Linked DNA regions of Homo sapiens: region 1 is linked to region 2. Evidence: read pairs that join two places in POLR2A ChIA-PET (ENCODE). Cell type or tissue: Panc1. All regions are shown on one strand. Each heading gives the region's core, and the rest is flanking DNA. Links, peaks and the distances in the headings are about the cores only.

What was found. Peaks named below come from ENCODE experiments on the same cell type or tissue, not always from the same donor. Only the 100,000 strongest peaks of a DNase experiment are listed, where the experiment ranks them.
Region 1: POLR2A ChIA-PET joins it to region 2 with 15 read pairs; 1 of 35 experiments calls an interaction of 5 or more read pairs at or near these places.

What each region holds. Positions count from the first base shown.
Region 1 is chr3:177,874,045-177,879,422 of GRCh38, reverse strand. The region is part of intron 1 of LINC02015 (long intergenic non-protein coding RNA 2015); the gene reads right to left. Among named protein-coding and RNA genes, the nearest start is that of LINC02015, 60 kb to the right of the region's middle. In Panc1, for the core only: no CTCF peak of the experiment used is centred there; no DNase peak of the experiment used is centred there; H3K27ac peaks cover 1,105 bases.
Region 2 is chr3:177,242,825-177,248,202 of GRCh38, reverse strand. The region is part of intron 2 of LOC107986053 (a long non-coding RNA gene); the gene reads right to left. Among named protein-coding and RNA genes, the nearest start is that of TBL1XR1, 48 kb to the right of the region's middle. In Panc1, for the core only: no CTCF peak of the experiment used is centred there; no DNase peak of the experiment used is centred there; H3K27ac peaks cover 1,678 bases.

The DNA of each region.
Region 1 (5,378 bases), core at 137-5,136, 630 kb before region 2:
AGATCCTAAATGCTGCTTAGGTGAGCCCTGGTAGCTGCTGAACACACTGAAGCCCACTGAACCCAGAGAGATGGAAGGTAACAGGAAAATGAGAAGGGCCTGCTTCCAAAGCTTGCCTACAGCAGTCCCAGCACATTCCAAGACATTTAAGGAACACAAGTAAAATTTCATTTTAATGCAAACCATTTTAAGGCAACGTTTTGTTAATGACTCAGAATTCACTAACAAATGTACATGTCCTCTGAGAAGGCACATGGTAAACGCGCTTTGCTTATCTTCCTCCATGGATCTTACAGAACGAGTAGAGTAACAAGGCCTGTGCATGCAGCAGTCTGGTTAAAGAAAACCTGACCCTGCTGGGCATCTGTCCTTTTTTTCTATAGCAGGGACCATAAGTAATAGCAATGAGATGATAAATAAAACCAAGAAACTGCTTTCAGAGTGATCATGGGTGGAGAAGATGAGATAGATTATTGAAAAAAATACTAGAAGAAAACAAAATGGAGAGGAAGTCACATTTGTAGAGCCTGAGGGCAGGCTCTTAACATACATCATCTCATTTAATCCTCATTGCAGACCTGTGATGTACGTGAGCTGGCTGAGATTCAGTGAGACTCATAACTTCTCCAAGTTCACCCACCTAATAAATGGCAGAATGAGGAATCAATTTAAGTTTAGCTAATGCCAAAGCCCATGTTCTTTCCACAATAACACACTGCCTGAAGACACAATTCTGATTATGACTCATTTACTATATACCAAAAAACAAAACTTTTTAAAATTCCTCAAAGCAGGGTTCTTCCATCCCAATTCATAGACTAACTTCCATCAGAATATCTTAGGTATCTTGTTAAAATGCAGATTCCAGGTTTTCTTTCCATATAGTCTGTAGGTCTAAGTGAAGTCTAGGAATTTACATTTTAGACATTTCCCAGGAAGCTCTGACACACAGACCACAAACACAGATGCCTAAAAAGGATATAATCTAGATATCATTGAAAGGAGACTCCTTGTCACTCCTGGAGCAAACACCGCTCTTTCCCATCAACGTGCCACCGATAACACTAATCCCTTGGTCTGCATTCATATTTCACTGGCTAGTCCAAGGCTCTCTGACATACAGGAGAAGGGTCTGAAGTGAAAGGAGGTTGAGTCTTAGACCTGGCCATTAACTAGTGATGTTAAGTAAAGAAGTAACAACCTTTTTGAATCTCCATTTATTTTTCTAGAAAATAGAGACCATACTCCTGCTTCAACTGCCTCACATGGGGATTATGAGGAAAACAATAAGAAGATTTAATAAAAATGGACTCAGACTGTTACTGATTTAGTAAAAATGGACTCAGACTCTTACTGATTTTCCATACAGATGCTAGTAATTGGGTGAGTAGAGGATGTGAGAAATGATGAGCCCTGGAATTGAAGTCAGATGTGAATCAGAATTCTGACTCCCCCTCTCATTAGCTGTGTAACCATGAACACTTAAACTCACAGAACCACAGTTTCTTTTTCTGTAAAAAAAAGAATGACAGGCCGGGTGCGGTGGCTCACGCCTGTAATCCCAGCACTTTGGGAGGCTGAGGTGGGCGGATCACGAGCTCAGGAGTTCGAGACCAGCCCGGCCAATATGGTGAAACCCCGTCTCTACTAAAAATACAAAAAATAGCCAGGCATGGTGGCGGGCACCTGTAATCCCAACTACTTGGGAGGCTGAGGCAGGAGAAGGAGAATCATTTGAACCCGGGAGGTGGAGGTTGCAGTGAGCCAAAATTGCGCCATTGCACTCCTGCCTGGGTGATAGGGTGAGACTCAAAAAAAAAAAAAAAAAAGAAAAGAAAAAGAATAACAAAAATGCATGCTCAGTAGCAGGAATGGAACTAACCTAAACTACCATCCACAGGGGACTAGCTAAATAAGGATGCTCTCCGCCTATACAGTTAGAGAGGAGTACCTTCTACTCTATTCAGGTTTTTGTGCAAAGGAGTTTTTAAAGCACCCTGATGATCTTGCTTTTGCCCTTGACTCACTCCACCTGTGAGAAGGTGGTATCACTTATCTGACTGGTAGATCTTGTCCCAACTGTACTTTTCATTTTGGGAACTGCTGTAGGCTACACAACAAGATCTACATACACAGCTTCAGTAATAACAAGCCTGCTTGACTATTCACACAAAACTCTAACTTCTAGTCTTGCCTCTATCTGCAATAAAATTAAATTTGTGGCCTCCTTATGCCAACTATTTGTTTTCCTTCTCAAACTCTTCAGAACCCATGGGAAGGGGGCAGAGATAGAGGGACACTATTTATTGGTCTGTCAAAAATCCAACGTATATATTGAAAACTATGTAGCCATAAACAAACGAACAAACAAAAATATACAGGTGAAGCCATATGTACCTATTGTCACTTAAAGTACTTTAGGATATGCTGTTGAGGGAAAACTGTCAGGTCCAGAACAGGGTATTTAGTGTACTCTTATTTGTATAGAAATAAAGGATGCATACAATGAAATGCACATACATTTAATTAGAATATTACCAGGAAAATAAACAGGAATCTTTTACTCTGCTTGCTCTTGGGGATAGACTAAGAGATTGAAGTGAGATGAGGAGTTATTTTTCATTGTATATGCTCTAACACATTTTTAATTTTCAGTTACACTTATCTCATTTTTTAAACAAAAAATATACAAGGCTAGGCATGGTGGCTCACACCTATAATCCCAGCACTTTGGGAGGTCGAGGTAGGCAAATCACTTGAGGTCAGGAGTTCGATACCAGCCTAGCTGACATGGTGAAACCCTGTCTCTACTAAAAATATTTTTAAAAAATAGTTGGGTATGGTGGCTGTAATCCCAGCTACTCAGGAGGCTGAGGCAGGAGAATTGCTTGAACCTGGGAGGCAGTGGTGGCAGTGGGCAGAGATCGTGTCACTGCAGTCCAGCCTGGGTGACAGAGTGAGACTCCATCTCAAAAAAAAAAAAAAAAAAATACAAGAAGTGCACATCCCTCACATTGTTGTGTTGAGGAGTAAGCAATATTGCATAGTACAGTCAATAAATTTTGCTTTCCTTTCTTCATGCTTCTGCCTGAAAGTGAGCTTCCCCTTGACAATTAGTACTCCTTTGAGATTACTGGAGGTCACGCTCTTAGAGCATTATGCTCTGACTTCTCTTAGTCTTAATATATCCCTCGTCATAGGAGGCTTTCCCCCACCAGAAAGCAAGCTACAGGATAGCAAGGGACCAAGGAACTGTAGCCCTCCCAGCAGCTAGCTCAGTCTCTTCAGCATAGCAGAGAGCCAACACGTTTACAACACTAAATTGTGCACGAGGCTCTTAGTGCCCAGGCCAATCATCTACTCTGGTTGCTATAGAATTGAAGTTGGGACAAAGAAAGCCTTTGCATGACTCCACTAAGTAGAAAGCACAGCTTCAAAGAGAAGCTGAAACTTCCTGTCAGAACACAGACCCAGCATGTGCCATTATGTGCAAAATCACCACATGCCTGCTGCTCCTAACCACCATCCTCTCCCAACATGATATTTTAAATGGAAACATATGGCTAACACAAAACAAATCTGATTTTTTTCCTCTGTGTGTTTGGTGATTATTTATTTATCCGAGTTTAAGAAAGAATAAAATACAAATTACCAAAACAAGGGAAAATCAGTTTCAAGCTCCTTTGAAGTTTTTTACCCTGGGCATGGTTACAAAGTTATGCATTCATACTGCAGGCTGAAAAGTTTGGCTAAAGTCCGTCTTAGATGGTAGAGGGCTCTGGTTGAAAGACTGAGGACTAGAAAGTCAGACAGAATGAGTTCAAATCTTAACTACATCCTAGACATGTCTGTGGTATATCCTCTCTAAGCCTTGGTTTCCACTGCTCTGAAATTAGGATAACACCTACTTTGAAGGTACAAATAGAACAACATCTGTAAAACACCAGACAGATGCCCTGTATATGGTTATAATGATTAATACAGAAATTAATTTATAAACAATAATAGAATGGAGTATGCTTATAATCATATATTCAGTTATGTATTCAGTTATTCATTTTGTCTTTTCCACTGGCCTGTGGATCTCTTAGAGGGTACTAACTTTCCTTTGTTCATTTTTATGACTAGCACTGAGCACATTGTCTTGTTATACCATTCCCCAATGAACATTTTGAATGAATGAGAAAGAGAATTGGAAGTAACTTCAAACCTGCTAACCAGTGTTACTTTTAGCCATTCCCAACATGAACCTGTGTATCCATGCCTGAGATCTCTTTCCTCTTCTTTTTTTTTTTTTTTTTTTTTTTTTTGAGAAAGAGTTTCACTCTTGTTGCCCAGGCTGGAATGCAATGGTGCAATCTCGGCTCACTGCAACCTCCGCCTCTCGGGTTCAAGCAATCCTCTTGCATCAGCCTCCCAGGTAGCTGGGATTACAGGCATGCACCACCACGCCCACTTAATTTTGTATTTTTAGTAGAGACAGGGTTTCTCCATGTTGGTCAGGCTGGTCTCAAATTCCCGACCTCAGGTGATCCACCTGCCTCAGCCTCCCAAAATGCTGGGATTACAGGCATGAACCACTGTGCCCAGCCTCCTCTTTATTTTAACATAGCATACTCAATACCAGGAAGAGGAAGAAAATTGGGCTAATTCCATGGAAATAGGTACTAATTCCTTCAAGATTTCAAAAAAAAAAAAGAAGAAGAAGAGAAGCAGAAGCAGAAACAGAAGCAGAAGAAGGAGAAGAAGGAGAAAGAGAAGAAAAAGAAGGGGAACAAGGAGAAGAAGGAGAAGAAGAAGAAAAGCTAGAAGCATATTCCTTGAGTTGAGAAACCAAGTTATCTGAAAGTATTTCTTAGCAATATGTAATTTGAATCTCCCTACTTCAAACTCATGTATTCCTTTTGGGGGTCAATTTATGTTTTGAATAACTTGTTTTGGGACACAAAAAAGAACATTTGAAAAAATAGTTAAAGTATAAAATTTGATCTTGCTAAATGGGGTTTGCCATAGAAAATTGGTTATTTTAATTCCTCAAATATACACTAAACTTTCTGCTAGGTGTTATTAAACACAGAAAAATTCAACATGGTTAAGATATGACCCTATTTTACAAATATTATGACTGTCACCTGGTAAAAAGACCGCATCTTCCTGCTCTACTTTTATTTCTTGGGATTTGTGAAGGTCTTGCTAACATGTTTAAAACTGCTACTCCAACCCATCCTCCCTCACTAACCCACATTTCTAATAAAATTCTACATAATGCAAAAGACAATTTTTAAATTTTTTATCAATCAACAAGGATTTACTTTGCAATTATGTACTGTGAACCCAGTTTTGCTAAAATATAGACACACAGCTTATGTGCCTTGAAT
Region 2 (5,378 bases), core at 173-5,172:
CAAGCAATTCTCCTGCCTCAGCCTCCCGAGTAGCTGAGATTACAGGCTCCCGCCACCACGCCCAGCTGATTTTTGTATTTTTGGTGGAGACGGGATTTTGCCATGTTGGCCAGGCTGGTCTTGAACTTCCGACCTCAGGTGATCAGCTCGCCTTGGCCTCCCAAAGTGCTGGGATTATAGGTGTGAGCCACTGTGCCTGGCCTTTTTTTTTTTTTTTTTGAGACAGAATCTCGCTCTGTTGCCCAGGCTGGAGTTCAGTGGCGCGATCTTGGCTCACCACAATCTCCGCCTCCCGGGTTCAAGCGATTCTTTTGCCTCAGCCTCCCGAGTAGCTGGGACTACAGGCACGCGCCACCACACCAAGCTAATTTTTTTTTTTTTTGAGACAGAGTCTCGCTCTGTTGCCCAGGCTGGAGTGCAGTGGCACGATCTCCGCTCACTGCAAGCTCCGCCTCCCGGGTTCACGCCATTCTCCTGCCTCAGCCTCCCAAGTAGCTGGGACTATAGGCGCCCATCACCACGCCCGGCTAATTTTTTTGTATTTTTAGTAGAGACGGGGTTTCACCGTGTTAGCCAGGATGGTCTCGATATCCTGACCTCGTGATCTGCCCGCCTCGGCCTCACAAAGTGCTAGGATTACAGGCGTAAGCCACCGCGCATGGCTAATTTTTGTATTTTAAGTAGAGACGGGGTTTCGCTATGTATTTTAAGTAGAGACGGGGTTTCGCTATGTTGGCCAGCTGGTCTCCAACTCCTGACCTCGTGATCTGCCCGCCTGGGCCTCCCAAAGTGCTGGGATTACAGGCGTGAGCCACTGCGCCTGGCCCCTCCCACTTAAAATCTTTCATTGGATTTCCACCGCTCTTGGAAAAACACCAAAGTCCTCACTGTGACCTGAGAACCCCCTTGGGACCCTAATCTTCCTATGCCTCCCTCTCCTGTGCTCACTGACTGCCTCTCACATTTGTCTTTCTTCAATTCCTTCCAAACTACTATCTTCTTCCTTTTGAAGAACCTTTACAAAGGTTATTTCTTTTGCTTGAAATAGTCTTCCCTTCTCATGCCTCCCTCAACTTATTTAACTCCTACTCAAATGTCACATTTTTAGGGAAGTAAGCCTCTTCAGACTTATTTGCATTCCCCATCATGCAAATTTATATGATTACACTTTTTCACAGAACTTTTACAGTCGTAATTTTCTGTGCATTTGTAAGCATATTTGATTCAAGTATGGCCACAAGGCTCATGACAGGATGGACAACGTCTATTTTGCTCACAATTGTCTCTTATGGCTTATGAGGGGATTTAATAAATATTGGTTGAATAAAATGAATAAATGAATGAATGAAATATAATTTGTAAGGTAAGGATAAAAGGCTTGTTCTTAGAGCCTGGAATTCTCTTCATTGTTTAAGTCTGATGACATAACATGAATTGGGAAATGTATTAAGAATTTCCGGAATTTTTTTTTTTTGAGACGGTGTTTCACTCTTGTTGCCCAGGCTGGAGTGCAGTGGCGCGATCTCAGCTCATGGCAACCTCCGCCTCCCGGGTTCAAGCAATTCTCCTGCCTCAGCCTCCCAAGTAGCTGGGATTACAGGTGCCCGACAACACGCCCAGCTATTTTTTTGTATTTTTAGTAGAGATGAAGTTTCACTATGTTGGCCAGGCTGGTCTCAAACTCCTGACCTCAGGCGATCTACAGTCTCGGCCTCCCAAAATGCTAGGATTACAGGCGTGAGCAACCGCGCCCGGCCGATTTCTGGAATTTGATTGTTGAGCCTGAAATGTATGTTTATAAGGCTCCATTTCTCTTTCTTTCTTTCTTCCTTTTTTCCTTTCTTTCTCTCGTTCTCTCCTTCTTTCTTTCTTTCTTTCTTTCTGTCTTTCTTTTTTGACATGGTGTCTTGCTCTGTCGCCCAGGCTGGAGGGCAGTGGCACAATCTCGGCTCACTGCAACCTCTGCCTCTCGGGTTCAAGCCATCCTCCTGCCTCAGCCTCCCAAGTAGCTGGGATTACAGGCATGCACCACTACTCCCAGCTAATTTTTGTATTTTTAGTAGAGACGGGGCTTCACCATATTGCCCAGGCTGGTCTCGAACTCCTGACCTCAAGTAATCTGCCCACCTTGGCCTCCCATAGTGCTGAGATTGCAAGTGTGAGCCAACGTGCCTGGCCATCAGGCTCCATTTCTATTTGTAACTGCCAACTAGAAACAATATGAAAGAGCAGTGGCTCTATAAAAATGTTAGCCAAACCCGTACTTGTGTATATGATATCCCGGAGTGCAAACTCAAGCGTGGCAAAAGAGAGGGAGAGGCTTACATGAGGACAGATAGCATGGTATGGTGGTTACGAGCTCAGTCTTTGGAACCCAACTCTCTGGTTTTGAAACTCTGCCCCATTGTTTATGAGCTATTATTCTTAGGCAGTTTCCTGTTTTCTCTGTGCCTCAGTTTTCCCGACTACAATATGGAGCTAAACGGTGCCTCATAGGCTTATGAGAATTCAACCATTTCACATTAGTAAAATGCTTTGAAGATTTCCTGCAAGAGGACAAGCGCTACATAAGTGTTAAATAAATAATACACACTTCATGGGAGTTGCTGTTCCCGGAGAGGTAAAAATATATTAGTAGTCACAATAGTCAAGTACTGCATATATAAATGCCACTTCAGAGGGTATAGGTCAGGTCTACTCCCTTCTCACCATCCTCAATCCATTGTCTTGGGTTAAGGAATTGTGTCACCAAGACTTTCTTGTTACATACAGATGTTTTCCGGGAGCTATAAACAGGGAGCTATTACCACAGCTTTAGCAAGGTCTAAGTGTAAGGTCTAGGATGATTCATTTCAATATACAGAAGTCAGAAAGAAGTAGTTCATTTAGGGCCAGGCCCGGTGGCTCACGCCTGTAATCCCAGTAATTTGGGAGGCCAAGGCAGGCGGTTCACAAGGTCAGGAGTTCGAGACCAGCCTGGCCAACATGGTGAAACACCATCTCTACTAAAAATACAAAAAAATTAGCCAGGTGTAGTGGCACATGCCTGTGATCCCAGCTACTTGGGAGGCTGAGGCAGGAGAATCGCTTGAACCCAGGAAGCGGAGGTTGTGGTGAGCGGAGATTGTGCCATTGCACTCCAGCCTGGGCGACAAAGCACGACTCTGTCTCAAAAAAAAAATTATAATAATACATAAGAAGTAGTTCATTTAATCTAACAAATATTTACTGAGAATTTCTGAGATTGGCTAGCTGCTTCCCATTTGCCATGTTCTTGCCCTCCTGGGCACACTGCTGGCTTGCATAGCCCATGTGCCTTGAATCTAGGAAGGGACCATAGAGAGCTCTCTCTCCAGTGCGTTGTGAGCAGGGCGATGGGAGGCACTTGTGGGCCATGGCAGTTGACAGGTGTGCTTTCTACATCCACTCTCTTTTGTCCCTTATCTGAGGCTGTGCTGGAGGGCTCTGACTTCCTGGGTATTGCAAAGACTTCGGAAAGAAGGTCTCTTAAGTGACTGCACAGAGCAGAGCTTCCACCTCCCCTAATTCCAATCTGAGGTTTCTCTGTTATCTGAGTTTAAATTGGAGCCTAGGAGTCATTTTAATGGGGCTTCATCACCAAGCAGCTCGATGAGTGGTATTACTACGTATTTAAAACTAGCTTTGGGCTGGACATGGTGGCTTATGCCTGTAATCCCACCACTTTGGGAGGCTAAGGCAGGTAGATTGCTTGAGCACTCATGGCAAAACCTCATCTGTACAAAAAATAAAAAAAAATTAGCTGGCGTAGTGATGTATGCCTGTTGTCCTAGCTGCTTGAGAGGCTAGGTGGAAGAATCACCTGAGCCCGAGAGGCCGAGGCTGCAGTGAGCTATGATTGTGCCACTGCACTCCAGCCTGGACAACAGAGTGAGACCCTGTCTCAAAAGAAACAAAAGACTGGGCATGGTGGCTCACGCCTGTAATCCCAGCACTTTGGGAGGCCAAGGCAGGAGGATCACTTGAGGTCAGGAGTTCGAGACCAGCCTAGCCAACATGGTGAACCCTGTCTCTACTAAAAGTACAAAAATTAGCCGGGCACGGTGATGGGCACCTGTAATCGCAGCTGCTGTGGAGGCTGAGGCAGGAGAATCACTTTAACCCAGGAGGACTGAACCTAGACAGAGCTGGGATTACAGGCACGTGCCACCAAACCCAGCTAATTTTTGTATTTTTAGTAAAGACGGGGTTCACCATGTTGGCTAGGCTGGTCTCAAACTCCTGACCTCAAGTGATCCTCCTGCCTTGGCCTCCCAAAGTGCTGGGATTACAGGCGTGAGCCACCATGCCTGGCTGACTCACTATATTTCAAGGGTCCTTTTCTCAAAGACATACCAAAAAAAAAAAAACCACACAATTACTACCACACCACTTCTTCCACACCCCTAGGATTCCAGGAGAAAGGAACAAAGCTGGCATGGTTTCTGTCTGCTCCATTCACTTGAGAAGGAAGGTCTCTGCACTTTGGGGGAATTACGGTAGTTTCCCCTCACGAAAGGGGAAGAACTTTTGGTCTATGACTTTTTAACTTCATGACAGTTTTCTCTTTCCCTGTGGAAAGAGAATTAAATCCTATCTCTTCCACTCCAACCCCTCAAATAGTAAATTGAGGCTATCAAGACAATTCCAATTCTAGGTTTCGGTTTCTTTTTGCTATAAGGGCTTAAATTGGAGCCCTCGAGTATACTTTCTTTGCTGAGAAGTATTATGAATGATTTCATATCTAACACTAGCTTTGTTATTGAGGCTATAGATAAATGACTCTCAGCAACAGCAACCTTTGGCACCTCTGTTCTGGAATATCACGTTTTAAGTAAAGTACAACCTAGAAAACAACTCAGCACCTTAAGAGCCTTCTAAAATGGCTTGATTTTATTGTATTACTAATTCTGGGCCAAAGAGTTTATTGCATCAGATGATACAAATTAGAATGAGAGTGCAGAAGAGAATACTGTGTAAGAATAATCATCCATTACAGGGCTGATATTTGATAGAAAGTGTTAATTCATTTACATTGTTAAGTATCCACTGAAAATGCAGATATTATCATGGTAGTATGATCTCTGAATCAAGGGCTCAGATTTTTGTTAGAATCTCATGATTAAACATGTCTTAATTGATAAATTGAAATAATAAAGCTTGTTTCACTTAAGGTAATATGTTTTCTGGTCTCAAATCCTTGTTGTCTCCTTTTGTCCTTTAAGCATTAATAGGTATAATCTGGCCGGGCGTGGTGGCTCATGCCTGTAATCCCAGCACTCTGGGAGGCCAAGGCCGGTGGATCATGAGGTCAAGAAATTGAGACCATCCTGGCCAACATGGTGAAACCCCGTCTCTAC